Linked DNA regions of Mus musculus: region 2 is linked to region 1. Evidence: chromatin loops called from intact Hi-C (ENCODE). Cell type or tissue: gastrocnemius. All regions are shown on one strand.

What was found. Hi-C counts contacts between places; a loop is a spot of excess contacts. Peaks named below come from ENCODE experiments on the same cell type or tissue, not always from the same donor. Only the 100,000 strongest peaks of a DNase experiment are listed, where the experiment ranks them.
Region 2: a loop joins it to region 1, with 6 times the contacts of the local background. A loop is called at or near these places in 2 of 42 quality-filtered maps.

What each region holds. Positions count from the first base shown.
Region 1 is chr7:76,218,181-76,226,180 of GRCm38, reverse strand. No RefSeq gene overlaps it. Among named protein-coding and RNA genes, the nearest start is that of Agbl1, 7.7 kb to the left of the region's middle. In gastrocnemius, no CTCF peak of the experiment used is centred here; DNase peaks (open chromatin) are centred at 3,245 and 5,822; H3K27ac peaks cover 4,499 bases.
Region 2 is chr7:76,337,003-76,345,002 of GRCm38, reverse strand. All of the region lies in intron 5 of Agbl1 (ATP/GTP binding protein-like 1), which reads right to left. Among named protein-coding and RNA genes, the nearest start is that of Gm30774, 28 kb to the left of the region's middle. In gastrocnemius, no CTCF peak of the experiment used is centred here; no DNase peak of the experiment used is centred here; H3K27ac peaks cover 4,405 bases.

The DNA.
Region 1 (8,000 bases):
CAACCTCCCATGAAGGAAATTTCAGAGTATCTTCAATGAATTCTTGAAATTTGGGTAGGTTTTATTTCAACCTACCTACAATTTCCACAACAAACACATGTTTTCTGAGATATTAATTACTATATTGAATGTTAAAGATTAGAATGAGGACTGGTAAAATGCCCGAGTAGGTAAAGACACTTGCCACCAAGCCTTACAACCTGAATTTGATCCTTAAGACCCATGTGGTAAAGGAGAGAACAGAGCCCTGCAAATTGTCCTCTGACCAAACATATACACACATATGAGTGCATGTGTGCCTGACTGCACGTGTACATACACTGAGACAGAGAGAGAGAGAGAGTAGATGTAATAAACAATGAAGGATTAGAAAGGACCCAAGGGGTAAGGGAATATTAAGTGAACAATGATATACATGACAGTCATTCACAGTAAAACAACACAAAACAGGGAAGGTGGTTAACAGCTGAATTTTTGAAAATCTCATATTACTCTGAGTTCCCCAGTACTTAACATACACAATATTACCCATAGTTTAACAGCAAGACTAAATCTTACTCAAATAATACCCAATATCGCTCTTAATCAGATGCATCTTGTGTGCATATTGATATACACATGCTTCTTGACTTTCACCAGTCATTATAAGGCTGCCTTGGAAAATGTATCAGAGTTGACTAACTGTCCCCCTTGACCCTCAAAAGCCTTCCTCCACCTTTTCTTTATGTGTGAAGTTCCTGGTTGTGAGGTAGTGGTATTATTCAGCTTTGTGTCACTGTAACAGAATCCCTGCGATACTCAACTTAATAAAAAAGAAAGGCATGTTTTAGTGCAATTTCTTGACCCTACCATTAAGAGCCTGGGGCAAAGTAGAACATCACATTGTGGCAGTGAATAGGTAGTTAAACAAAACCATATTCCTCATGGAAGCCAAAGAGGAGGTAGGGAGAAGGAGGAGGTTTGGGACAAAATACACATTCCAAAGGGTTGTCAATCAGACCTGGAAAGATGGTTTAATGTTTAAGAACATTAGCTGCTCTTCCATAGGACCAGAGTTTGATTAATAGCACCCACAAGGAAGGGCACAACTATCTGAAATCTCAGTCACCATAGAATCTGGTGTTCTCCTTTGTCCTCCTCAGGCACTGCATGCATGTAACACAGAGACATACAATCACACAAAAAATCCATACACATAAAGTAAAAAAAAAAAATTGTAATAAAAATAAAGCATAAAGACATCAGTGACCTACTTTTAACTAGGCTCCACCTCCTGACGTTTTTTTCCCACCACCTCCCAGTAGACCCGAAAGCTAACTCCATAGTGGGAATAATACATTCTTGATGGCAGAATCCTCAAGAGATAATCACCTCTCAAAGGCCTCACCTATGAACATGCTACTTTGGGGATCAAGCCTATGACACATGAGTTTGGAGATGGAGACCACTCAAGATCCCAATCCTACTATGAGTGGAGGAGACAGTTAAAAGGCAATCTGTTCACAAGAGTGTTATCTGTGGGCCATCTAATTTAGTATTTGCACAAGCCCTCTGAGGTAGACACCCTCCCAAAATCCTTTCCAGTTTTTTTATTGAACAGGAAGGCTGAATGTGTAGAAAGCCTCAGGCAGAAAAATTCTCAGTGGATTTGAATTCTTAAATGCAAACAGGGTTTGCTTTCCTGGGACTATCAGACAGCATAGGTCACAGGAGAAGATGCCCACAGTGAAGCCAGAAATACAGAAGATTCTGATGGTGACTTCAGTGCTCATGGATGCAGGTCCCTTCTGTGGAAGGAAAAGAGGAAGGTGGAGTTCCCTCTGGGCTAAACTCTCTTCTCTAAATACAGAATGTGTGTGTTCAAACCCTTGTTCCCTTGTCCACTAGCTGTATAACTTTAAGAAACATATCAAGTTCTCTGTGACCCAATTTTCTCATCTTTTAAATGGGAGGTTAATAGCGCCTAGCTCACAAGGGTCTGAGAGTACTCTTGGAAGAAACACCCACACTGTTCTCCTCCTAGTGCTTGATAAATGTGGGTGTTGTTAATGTTATTGCTACTGCTATGGCGTCAATTAAACCTATCTCAAATAACTGATGAGAGGATTAAAAGTTGTAGACAGGAATTTTTCCAAGACACTCTGCAGATTCCAAGCCAGTGATGCTAAAGACCTTCCTAACTGACATGGTGTGTGGTGTGCACTGTGCACATCTTCACATAGACTTCAAATCAGATCTGGATTATTGACAGAGAGAGAGAAAGAGAGTTTTTGAAAGTTTTTCAACCGGTGTTCAGTTGAATGCACAAATGAGGAAGGCTGGGACAAATGCAGACTCAGTTCCGCACATGGAAGGGATTCATGGAAGGTGATGAGTGGGTAGAAATTGTATGAACAGTGTTGTCCAGGACTCCTCAGGATACAGAGGGTACCGTGTGGAGGAAGTGACACAGCATCCCTTTTCCTGCCCAACAAGGAGAAACTCGTGGCATTCTGGTCACTTCGGAACATCTCTGGGGTGACCTCCTGTGACCACAACAAGGCATGTGCAGAGTTACAGACTGCAAACAAGGCAAACCTGCTCAGCATTTCTAGGGTGGTCTTATGGGGCTGGAGACCAGGATGAGGAGCTGAAGGGAAACTCACCTGAAGGGGTTAAGAGGGGACTGACACTGTGGACTTTGCCCTTTGGGAAGAAAACAAACTCGGAATTTCACAGCAAGGGAACAGAGGCAACACTGCCATCTCCACCACAACCATATCACTGAACACCTAGTGCATGCCCACTGCTATTTTTAGACTACTTTATGATGCTACCATGCAGGAGGTGAACTGATTTTATCCCTCAGTAATCCATGCCTTCTTTCTTTGGCATCTGACCCTATTATCACTGTATGAAATGGAAGAAATGAATGCTCCGTCTCATATGTCTCCAGAGCACATACAAATAACAAAGTAGTAATTATGTGTTGTAATACTTAGCCAGTGTGAGTATTCTATCACTAGACCCTAAGTCTTTTAAATGTCATTGGATCCCTCTGTGCTCATAATGCCTTGCATAGCACTAGACCCATATATTGGGATTCCAGTGGCCACCAATGAAAAGTTGAAAGTCCCTCCTCTGGGCTGGGTAGCATATATGCCAATGTTCACAGCCTTGTCAGCAAGAGGCAGCGCAAAGGTTACCATACCCTTGGCCCTAGGAGGCAGAAGGCCAACTCTACTCAGCATCTACTCAGGACTTCATGGACACCTGACAGACTTCTTCAAGGAAAGCCAAGAAAAACCTCCCTCCACGCCAGTCTCATCAGGAGCCAGGCCTACAGTGCTGACAGCTGTGGAATGTCCATCAGACCTTGCAGCTTAGCCAGCCCAGGGGCTCACAGCTTCTGAGCCCCCAAGATGAGGTATCAGATCACAAGCAAGTTGGAAACAAGGGCTTCTCAGGCCAGGCTGCCCAGAGTGCAATGGAGGAGGAATAGAGATATCAGCCATCAGGGCCATCCATTCAGATGTTTCCTTCTTCCTCAGCAAAGGCTGAGAGATTGCAAGCCAGGATAACAGGAACCCAACACCAGCCTGGACAGGGGCATGGGTTTAATGGTAATGAGCTAGGAGGCTAAGGTTGCCTTGTGGCAGGCCCATTCCGCATTCACCCCACATACATATATTAATCACTGTTCTATAGCAGGAAGTATGAGTGGGTCTGGAGCCTAGCAGCCAAGAATATGATCTCTAGGATCACAACCTAAGTTCACTTCCAAACACTTCCAATTCTGGTTGCATAACTTAATAAGTTATATACATTCTCTATGCCTTGGTTTCTCAGTGCTGAAGCAAGCACAGAAAAGGGGTTGTATGGATGTAAATGGGCAATGCATTACAAATGTGTATCCCCACGTAAAGCACAGACAAGTTGGTAGTTAGCATGCTCAAGCATCAGACTGGCGTCTAATGGTCAAAGTGGAAACTTCAGTTTCCACGTTCATGATTCTAGTGCTCTACTAATTTAACATCTGATTAAAACTTCTGATAGAGCTGTCTTGGGAATGTCATGATGACTTGAAGGCCATATCTGCCATTCTGGATTTCCTTTCTACAGTATGACAACTAACACAGGGTTGTCTGCCTTTATAGTAGTTCAGAAGAAAACCCCTACACTCACATACAACCTGATTTTACCCAAGGCCAAAATCTAAGAAATAGAATCCTTCACCCCCATGCTCAGTCTGTGCCACACACAGAATTCAAGTGGGATTTCTTCTACTCTCTACCCCTACCCCAGTCCTTTCTCAACAAACAAACAAAAAAAGATCCAGTATGAGCCCTGAACAGTGATGATCTATCAAGACAACTAATTTTGATTAAGAATAACATCAGAGGAGCATTTAAAATTAAAATCTTCTGTCTTCTATCAACAGAGCTTAACAAAAGTCACTACTTCCTTTAGAAGGGTGCAAAATAGCTGAAAACAAGTAGGAATACTCAAAAGGTTAAAAAAAAAAAAAAGGCCAGTGTCCTATAACCTTAGGATATGCTATCTAGGTGACATGAGAGCTGACATTGCTTAACCCTTTAGGGACACTTTGGTGCAAATGAAATGGTGTGATAAGATTGGGGAGACAGCGAAGGTAAAAAAAAAAAAGTATTTGCTAGGCAAGCAGGATGACCTGAGTTTGACCCTTGAATGCACTCAGCATGGTAGCATGTATGTGTATATGCATAATCCCGGCATTGGGGAGGCAGAGACAGACTGTTCCAAAGAGCTCACTGGGCAGCCATCTTATCCTACTCAGTTAGCCCCAGAATCTAGTCATAAACCTTGTCTCAAGGAAATGCACAGCAGCTGAAGAACACAAACCAAGTTTGATCTCTGACTTCCATATGGAGAGAGAGAGAGAGAGAGAGAGAGAGAGAGAGAGAGAGAGAGAGAGAGAGAGAATGATAGACAGCTAGACAGCTTCCCAGCTGCAGCTTTGCTTACCAGTCTTCACATCTATGCTTGACTTCCCATGATTTCTTGAGTGTGGGAAGGACCTGCCTCTAGCTAGCAAAACATGTCAATGAGTGACTACACTACATTGTACACTACATTGTATTAGACTCTACCCTATTGTGAGCATCACCGTAGAGACTGTCCTCACTGTCTAAAAGGAAGCACCCAAGTTGAAAAGATCCATTCATCAAGAAGCTAGAGGTGACCAGTAAAGGAAAGCCAGCAAAGAGCTGCCACCCTCCAACACGGAGCCTCAGCCTGCCTCCGTACCACGAGTACCTGCCATGATGTCTCAGCCAGGGAAGCATTCAACTGAACCCTTGCAGAAGACGCCTTAGCCATGAGCAGACCATCCAGCCTAGATGTCCCCTCCCTCATCATTCCCCTCCTCTCACCCTACCCTACAGCCATCCAGCCACCCTGAAGAAGGCCTGGAGAAGTCACCCAAGTACCTGTGTCTCTCACACACACCCTCAGACTAGGAAGTAAATGGAGAAAGGATGCTCTCATCTGGCTGTTTGAAACCAATTCTCATTATAGTGATTTACATGAACAGGGATGCAAATCTGCATACCATCAAGGGTTTAAGATTAACTTGGGCACATTTGATTTGATTTGATTTGATTTTGGCCTTAAATTCTTCATGGATACTGAGCCTCCGTGGTTTTCTCCTTCCAAGTAACTGAGCTTTACACCCAAAATTAAAACTGCCGCAGCCAAAGACTTTCTTCAAATGTGCGTATTCACTTTGGGGAAGGACAGACGAGTGCACTTGGAAGTCTCTTCAGCACCAAAATGGCCCTGGTCCAGTGATCAATACTCACACAGAAGTGTCCTTAAATAGGAAATAGAATTTTAATAGGAATCTCTGCAGAGCTCCAGGCAAGAGTTTGCATAATACAACCTCCTGCCAACAGAGTGGTGGATTGGGGAGAGGGAGGGTCTCTGCCTCCTTTTCACAAGTGGGAAGAATTCCGTGGGCTCTTAAATCTGCCTCTGGGATTCACAGCTGTCCACTGGACTTAGTGTGCCAAGACTTGGGTGGGTGTGGCCCATCAGCCAGCCTCTGTAAAACCTTAAAACAGGACTTTATATAAGGACCAGCTCAACACCGCATATCTCTGGGCCCTGGAAAATGATCAGGGGGAAAGCAGGTTTTATGAGCTGCGCTGACATACTGTGTCTCAGTGTGATTAATCCATCTCAGAAAAGTGACTTGAAGAGCCAATTAAAGGCAGCTTAGAGGAACTACTTTGCATTGTCTCTTTATTCTGTTCCAGGTGACAATTGTACCTGTCAGGCAAGCTGTGAGAAACTATCAATTTTTGGCAGCATGAGTTTCCACAAGAAAACAAGAACCGTTGCCCCGGGAGAAAGCAACTGTCCTTCTCATGGTGCAAATCCCCACGCCCAAATGAGGCCCTCGCAGCCAGTGGCTTCCATGCAGAAATGGGGACTTTGCTGCTGGTATAGAGGTTTCCAGCTCCAGGTCCAGTCTGCTGGGCCTCCCTGCTTCCTCCCTGCTTCCTTCTGCTCTGCAATATGAGAGGATAAGCAGCTTCACATCTAAACTCAAGCAAGGCAGGTGCATGCCGTTCTAGAGGGAAAGCATGGACCACAAAGGAGAAGGAATGGAGCAAAGGAGGAGGAGGAAGGTCAGAAAGAGGAAAAGACAAAAAGCTCCTACATCCCAGATAAAAAATGATTTTGCAGTTTAAGACAACAAACAGAGCTAAAGAGATGGTGAGGTCAGGAATGTGTTCACTATAAAAGCACGCAGAGCCAAGTTTGAGTCCCAGCAGCCACATGAAAGACAGGCTCAATGGCATGGACCTATAATCCTGGAGCTGGGAAGGAAGATGCCTAGGGCTTGCTGATCTGTCAGTCTAGCAAAATAAGTGCACTCCAGCTTCTTCAAGAGATCCTGTCATAAAATATAAGTTGGAAAGCAATAAAAGCATACACTTGACATTGACCTCCAAAGTCAACAAACATGCATGCAGACACTCACATGCCTCAGAGAGTATATACTTGCAGTGCCCACATCTGCAGACAAGAAATGATTAAAATAAGTGAAGGCCGATCAGTGGTTTCATTCAACATGATTGCTTGACCCTGTCATTCAACTCTTTTGCATCAATGAAGATCGTAAAGTATTATTTCAGCAAGGAAACAAAACCTGTAACCCTTATGCTTAATCCTTCTCCCTGAAAACAAGGCCTGTCCATCCCCGCAGAAATCACTGTGGCTGAAGTTAAACTGGGAAAAGGAACAGTTCCCAGCACACGACCCTAGGGAGGGCAGATGGTCCAGGCTGCCTCCAGAGAAAAGCAAAGACTCCCAGGCTTAGTTCAGGTAGCCCCATAGGTCACTGTCCCTCAGAGGTGAGCTAGTGACTGCCAGTGGCTCAGATGTCAGATCCAAGGGAAACGGCTGGCTCAGCCTGTGGCTCCGGTTCTGTGGCTCAGCCCGGGTAGGGTTACAAGTTTGTTGTGATGCCTGTCAACTTCTGGTAGGGACAAACATCCATCAGTTCACCTTTCTAGGAGGTCAAGGCTATACCTGGTAGACAGGGTCAGACAGAGACAGAGCTGTGAAGCCCAGAGGAGAGACAGAGCTTTGAACCCCTGAATTACCCTTCTGGGAACAATGGGTATTTTCCAAATGAGATAAGAGTTCCATGGATGCTGTTGTCTGCATTAGCTGTGTAGCTCTCAAATTTACCAGGCTTGGAAGGTATTTAAGATACTGTAGCCTCCAAAGCCCCTGGGGAACACACACAAGTTAGTTGGGTATTAAGGGTATTATATCTTGGAGCTAAGGGGAGGGTTGGGGGGGGAGGGGTAAAGTGTTTGCTGTGCAAGCACAGGGACCTGGATTTGATCTCCAGTATCCACGTGGAAAAGCCAGGAGTGTGGCTAATGCCCATAATCCTAGCATAGAGGCCAGAGACAGAGGCATCGTTGAGGTTTTCTGGACAGTAAACCTGGCCTAACTGGTGAGCT
Region 2 (8,000 bases), 120 kb before region 1:
TTTTTTAGATCAATTTGGGTGAGCTTTCTGCTTCATACACATGCAATATACACCAACTACGCATTAAATTGTGTGTGTGTGCACACACGTGCACAACTTCACATCTATACATGAATGTGTGCGGTTTTTTGTGTTTTCACTTTCTCTTCTGCCTCTGCCTAGAAGAGCCTGTTTAGTATAACCTTAGCACCTGGAAAATACCTTCCATACTCCATGCTCAAAGATTCCTTCCTTGGAAATACTTCTGTGCCAGTTTCTGGGTACACTAAGACCCCCTTCATGAATACCCCATCATTAAGCTATTTGTCTTGCTCACTTAAATGCTGATGTACTATGGATCATCTACAAGCTCCTTGAGGGCAAGAGCCATTGCTTTTCATCTCAAATCCCACACATATCTGCTAAAAATAAAATGTTCAAGTACTATTGAGTGAATAAATTAATGGTTGAAAGGATGAACCTCAGGTAAACCGAAGCATCAATGTTCATTAAATTAACTGGCATTTACTGAATACCTATGATGTACTATCTGAACGAAATTCAAACTTAATTTATAATAATTCACTTCTTTTAAATAGCCATCTATTGTTCTCTATTTTTCTCATCATCAGCTCTGTTGAATATAACTGATGATTGCACGGAGAACCAACAACAAAATAGCACTGTAATTGAACTAAGCAGAAAGCCTCCAAAGTGCCCTCATCCTGAAATCTCTGCCCAAACTCTTCAAAACAATTAGCATTCAATAGCTATGCACATTGGCCTCTTCTGGGCGTTTCCTTTTCCGCCTGACTGGGTGGCTTTTATATGTTAAACATACTTATCTTCAAGATACCACATCACATCACTCTCAGCTTCACAAGAAAAGAACTTCTCCAGTTTGCTTTTTGATCTTATGACTGTGGTATGTAACTGTGGAATCATTCCCTGTAAAATGTGGCCATGGCCTGCTCTGAACAAAGACTGGTGGACACAAGAGTGTTTCCTGCTAAGAGGATCTCTCTCTCTCTCTCTCTCTCTCTCTCTCTCTCTCTCTCCCCCCAGTTCCTCAAATGCTCTCCCCTCATATTCACAAGTAACTTTGTAAAGAATCTGTGATCTATAGGAAGATAGAAAGATATAAACTTATGTATAAAATTTTACATATAGGGCTAGCCTCAAAGACTTATTCCTACAGCAAGCAAAAGTATCCAAGAGTCTACCTCCTATTAAGATGGAAACTGGGGCAGGTAACTATGGAAAGGTTGACTAGTATAACTTTTAGCAGATACGTATGGAAATTGGAGGATAGTTACAAGGAACTTATAGAACATGTCAAGTCTCTCTAGTATACATAGGACCCAGAGTGTGTGTTCTCTTTCAAATATCAATGTATCAAACCAATTCTGACTCTCTCATCATGTCATCCTGGAGAATAAATGCCACAGCAACAGTGGAAATCATCTACTTGCCAATCATTGTTCACAAGTCAAATCATGCTCTTTGAATCTCTGCACAGCTCAGTCATACGTAAGTCCCAGATCCACCCCTTTCCAAGATATCTAGACTACCTTACTTGAGTGACAAAAGATCAGAGAGCTCCTCAGATGGAGGAAAAGGAGAAGTCTAGACCTTCAAGCTCACTGAGCCACTAGACTAAGCCTTTCTAGGGCCCAAATGGATGCTCTGCTGATTTCAAGGAAGACTCAAGCAGATGCTCTGACTGACAAAATCATGTGAGAACATCTTCAGAGAGGCTTGATGCCCCAGTATAGGGAAATGCCAGGACAGGGAAGCAGGAGTGGGTAGGTTGTTGAGCAAGGGGATGGGATAGGGGGTTTTCAGAGGGGAAACCAGGAAAGGGGATAACATTTGAAATGTAAACAAAGAAAAAGCTAATAAATAATTTTTTAAAAAAAGAACATCTTCAGGGGATAAAAAGCCCATCTACTTTGCAAGTCAAGAGTTTGACTCCTATCAAGATGGAAGCAGGGACAAGTAACTAGGTAGAGATAAAATAGCATACAAATTTTGCAGATACCAATGGAAATTGGAGGATAGTCACAAGGGACATATGGAGCATGTCAAATCCCTCTAGTATACATAGGACCCAGGATGTGTGCTGTTTTGTATCGATCACTGAATCACTGGTTCACTATGGAGGATCTTCCTATCCCACATGCTACATTGCAGTTTTTGCACAGATTCAGTAGCTTGAGGACAAAATTCCATCTTCTGTTCTTTTGAAATCTTCACTGCCTGCTACCAAGACAAATGTGTCAAATGTCACATAAAAGTCTTAAAGCACATCTGCTTTGTATTATGCAGTAGGGCATCTTTCAGTGATGGAATATGTCTTGAAAGGCATTAGGAGTTTGATGAGCTTCTCTGGGTTTCATTGACCTCACCTTAGATGAAAGAGGTGAACAAGAAGGAAAGTTCCTTGGAAGCTTCCAACTTTCAATCCTGTGACTTGAATATCTATGACTAGCCCTAACAGAGAGAGGTCAGTGGCTTCTTAAGGAGATGAAAGGGATTTCAACCATAGACCTCATTGCCAGGGTTTAATTCATGTAGGAAACTATTCATTCCACTATCAACTGCAGGCTCAGAGTCAGATTGCAGAGGCCATAATCACTTTGTCAGTAAGTTGAGCCCTTGGTGCACATCCCCAATATCATCACTTGTGAAGCTGGCTTGGAATTTTTTTTGTTCCTGTTCCAAAATATTTGAGTCCAAGTGCTCCAAAACACGAGGCTTCTGAATCACCATGATGAGCCCATGCTTGAAAAACTCAGATTCTACTTACATTGAGTGAAAGGTTATAATGTTTTCTAATGAGAATAGAAACAAAGAACACCCAGGAGAAATATGGAATCTATTTCAAGAGACAGAAAATTCTGTTCCCTGTAACTTGAATCTCCACTCTCTCAGTGACAAAGCTGTGTCACCTAGGTTGCTCATGATAACAAGGAAACCATTAGCTTTGGCTGAGTCTCCATTCATTTATCAGCTACTATGCCCAAGCAAAATGGGATGGTATGCTGGCTAGAGAAAGTTCAGAAGGCTTGACTTTGGAAAGACACTGGTTCAGGAGAAAAAGAAGCATGGGAAATTTTTCTAGCTCATAAACTGAAGATGAAATCACCATAAATAGCTGCCAGTGAAGCAATGCCCAGTAATCCTGTACTCAGGCAAAGCTCAAATGCCAAAGAGCCCTGGCAGACAAGAGCTCAAAAGGGAGAAGATCACTAACACTATTCTAAGTACAGGGAGCAACTAGGACAGCCAACAGGACACTAAACTGAAGAATTTGCTTATGTGGCTTGTTTAAGACCCAAACACAACACCGCCTTCTGTTGCCAAGGTATTTAATCCCAGAACCTCTAGAGCACAGAATATGACCCACAATTGTGCCAAGATAGTTCACGGCCCAAAGACCCCTGATCTTGAAAGATAAATCCTAACATAATAGATCTGCTGAAAGCCTGAGATAGAAGGTGTGATGATATTGAAGGCCTCTTGTGTAAGAGATGAAGCCAGCATGGTCCCGAATACGATTCTCAACTTTCCAATTCTTGGGGAGGCTTCAGAAAAAACATCCTAGCCCATGACAAATTCTGAATCTTCTTCCTTAACATGCAGTGAAATGATCAGAGAACACAATTGGGGTTGAAGAAGTAGCTCCTGATCAGAAAATTGTAATTGACTTTGGCAATTGGAACTCTGTGAGGCATGGCAAGCTAGCGGAGTTTAAAATCCTGGGAGCTACTGTCATATCTGATAATCTAGCGTCAACCACCAGTTAAATATTGTCTGAGGACCTAGCAGGATCAGAGAGGATGTAGATATGCTTTGGGAAATATCATGGGAACATCCAGCAGACATGGATATCATCACTATTAAAAACCCTGAAGCCCTGTAAGTAAAGGAAAAAGGGGGAAGCTTGAAGTGGAGAGTGTTGACACATTGAACAACATAATCTCTTCTAAGTTACAAAACCAGTCAAGAACCGGCAAGTGATCTCCTTTGCCTCAGGAAATTGTCAAACTTAGTAAGTTTAGACTGATCCAGGAAAACTGGGTGGATAAACAAACTGGTAGCAAAGGGCCAAGCTCTCTGACCTAGGGTCATTTCCAGCTCCTGATTTTTATAGACCACCCCTACAGATTCTAAACCTCCTCCTGAATCTGTTAACAGACCAACACTGGCTACCTACTTCAAAGGAAAGCAAAGGCTCCTATCTTCTGAAAAGCCCTTCAACTTTAGAGCCTTCCCTTTAGCCAACTTGTCATATTCCTGAAACAACTCTAAACAACAAATAGGGCTCTATCACTTCCCTTCCCTCCAGTGATCAAAACCTTTCTCCTTTTAAGGCTAATATTCCAGTTTCTCTTCTCCTGCCTGACTTCGCTCCAGAGGCACCTTAGTCCTTCATTCCATACAGTTCTGGTAGAGGGGTCACATGAATTTTCAGGTATGTTTAGACACCTACATATGGACTCATCATGTGGACCCAGGGTAGGATCAAGAACAAAGATGGCAACCAGCATGAAGTGACTCATTTGGTAGAGGCTGTATTGCACTTAATCGCTACATTCAGAAGTCACCAATATTTTTTAGTTAAAGTATTTTTTGGTGCATGTTATAACATTATACATACTAACACTGAGGTGTTACACAGATGAATAGTACAGTCTATGCTCAAAATGACCTATGAGGCAAAATTTGTGAAGTGTTTCACACAGTCGGTGGAAACACTAATTGCCCTAATTCACCCACTACGTATTATATACTTACCTTATAAGGTAAGTATATAATAAGTATAAGTATATACTTACCTTAAATACATTTCTTTTTAATTTAATTGAGAATTACCATAGTTTATACATGGAGCTAGACCCTGTTGGGGCGAGGGGGACAAGGTAAACATGGTTCAATATCTACCTTGATACTCAAAGTTTAGAGGGGAGAGAAGACCCTGGGGCAACAGTGTACAAAGTTAAGAACAGTATGTTGAAAGGAAGGATGAAAAAGATTCCAAAGATGTGCTGAGGACAAGTGACTCCCTCTCCCCCTCGTCCCCAACATGGAGACTAGGTAGCTGTTTTCCCTTCTGACAGAATGGCAACACCATTCCTGGAGCAGGCCACACTTAGAGATAGCTGGAGAGAGAAAGCGATGAAGAGTGAGAGAGAAACCGAAGCACATTCTTGGCACCTTGAAGGCTGGGAAGACCACTTAAAAGGAGAGAATGGCTTTCCAAGTCTTCCGATGACTGTTTAGACCAAAAAGGCAGATGTGGGGAGCAAAAGGAAGTGAGAAGGCACAAGCCAAGATACCCACGCATTGGTGAAGAGTAACAATATGGTGGCCGTATAGCAAATGAAGGTAGTCTAGAGTAGCTTCCTTCTCAAGCCTGGAGGCTGGCATGAGGCCACAGGAGGCTTGGGATATAGCTGTACAGGCCCTTTCTCCCTCCTAAGGCTGGAGCTACCACCATAAATTTTCCCCTGAGTACCGCTGGAGATCAGAGGACAGCTGCGTGTCTATTTTAGGTGCACATGAGAGAAGTAGAACAGGTTTAATCTTCACAGGAGGAAGGAGTCACAGTGGCACCACACTGGGCACCAGCTCTCAGAAAGGCATACTGCCATAATTCCCCCACAGTTTGCAAGACCTTGGAGGATGGTACTCAGTCCTGCAGGCCTGTTACCATGTCCGCCCATGTAAGAACCCTCAAAGCTATATAGGTCTGGTGTGTAAGTGCAGGTAATTAAGCATAGTTTACTTGGGTTGGTCTTGGTTGAGATTTGGGGAATGGAGCTTACAGGAGCTGTCTGGCTGTAGGCAGGCAGCCTATTACCCAGCTGTATCTCTATTCCTGGTGAGTGACATGTCTGAGCATGTCAAATCTCACAGACGTTTCTAGGCATTATTTCTAATGCCTACAACAAGCCTGTAAGTTAAGGCTTGATATTCACACTTCCACAAATGCCAGAGTTAGTTAAGAAACATAAAGGATCTCACCAAGATGCTAGGTAGCATCTTCCAATTTGGATGCCTTCATTCCTTATCTAGTTGGGAAGGAGGCAGGGGTTAGAAAACAAAGAAGCTTTGGGAAAGAATTCGAAAGCAGGGAGAATAGCTATTTAGCCTTTGAGAGGAAATGGCCATTCAATTGAAGAGAAAGATTCCCTATCATTAAGCAAATTGTTTTATGGATATGAACCGTTTAGACATTAAAAGAAATTTAAGCAAACTTTAACTACTTGTGATTGTCTTACATATGGCGGTTTTAGAAATATAACACTGGAAATAGTCTGCAAGAGACTCCAATGGTGTTTCCAATGCTGGAGCTCAGGGATCAGGCAGCGCTTAAATCCTGGCTCTTTCACTTAAATCTCCTGAAGGTTATTTAACTTCTTTCATCGTCAGCTTCCATTCCCCCACCCCACCCCCCCCTCGTAAATTTAGGCACAGTAATAGCACCTGCCTCAAAGAAGAAAAGAGGCTCAAAAGAGACAGTGTGGGGCTAGGCACCTAATCAACTCCACCACGGCAATGCCAGCTACATTGTAAAGGCTCCGTGACGAGGCCTCTCCTATATGAACATTTGATTTTTAGTTTGGCATTTTGCTTAAGAAGGAGCGCCATCTGGCAGAAGATTTCTCAGGCAGATCAGACATGAGGAAATGGTGGGTATAGTGTTTAAGAAAATACTCCTGAGATCCCTGGCAACTTTTCTGTTCTTGGAAGCATTCCACCCCTGTTAATCTCTGATGTTTGTCCATTGTTCTGTGGCATCTTGAGCAGATTTGGACCTGAACTTGACTTTTTATAGGAGCAAAGGAAAGCAATACAGACAGCAACAGGAGGTATCCCTAAGAAGGGAACTGGTATGCTTTAATTACTCATTACTGTTTTACATGCGGTATTTGTATTGCTTTGTTCTCCTAATCTTGACCTTCATAACAGAGACAACAGAAGCCATCAGCATGGGAAAACAATAGGACCCAGTGCCTTGATAACCAAAGTTAACTGATAAGGGCTTCTTAAAAAAAACCCAGTACCCATGGAAAAGAATTGATCATTCAGGGAGACTCAGATATGCAAGGGCCCAGTGAACACTGCATTGATTTTCACACATTGTATAAGAAAAACCAGACAATTACAGGTTATAGAACAACATATTAGAAATAGTATTATGAGTACGATGGATAAAGCTTAGGTGTTAGTCAAGCTCAGACCAAAAGACATATTGAGACTGCAGATCTCAGCAGCAAAGGCAGTGCACAGTGACAAAATTAGTGACATAAACAAGTGCTGAACATCCCAAAGGGCACAGATGATTAAGAACAAACTGTGTTTTTCATCAGCGTTCCTCACTGCCACCCATAGCTTCTTTAAATCCAGAATACATTCCCAGAAGAGGGACATGGTAGACCAAAGGGCACCATGAGCTAAAGGATCACTAATCTGATTTTGATTCCTGGTGAGAATTTTTGTCATCTGATGCAGTGGGCATTTAAGGACAAAGTAAAGCGAAAGTACAGAAAAATAAAGGGGTTATTTTTACCCCTGTTTCTGGCTCTGAGGTATTTCACCTGTTTCATGAGGACCCCCTGGTAGAGTTGGGTTGATAACTACTTCGCAATAAGTCTCCACTGTAGACATTTCCAAGATGAAATGTATACTGTTCTAGCCCCTTTTAAAAGGTGGTGGTACATTTACACAATGGAGTATTACTCAGCTATTAAAAAGAATGAATTTGTGAAATTCCTAGGCAAATGGTTGGACCTGGAGGGCATCATCCTGAGTGAGGTAACACAATCACAAAAAAACTCAAATGATATATGCTCACTGATAAGTGGATATTAGCCCAGAAACTTAGTTAGCGAGATATAAGGTACAATTTGCAAAACACATGAAACTGAAGAAGAATGAAGACCAAAGTGTAGACACTTTGCCCCTTCTTAGAATTGGAAACAATCACCCATGGAAGGAGTTACAGAGACAAA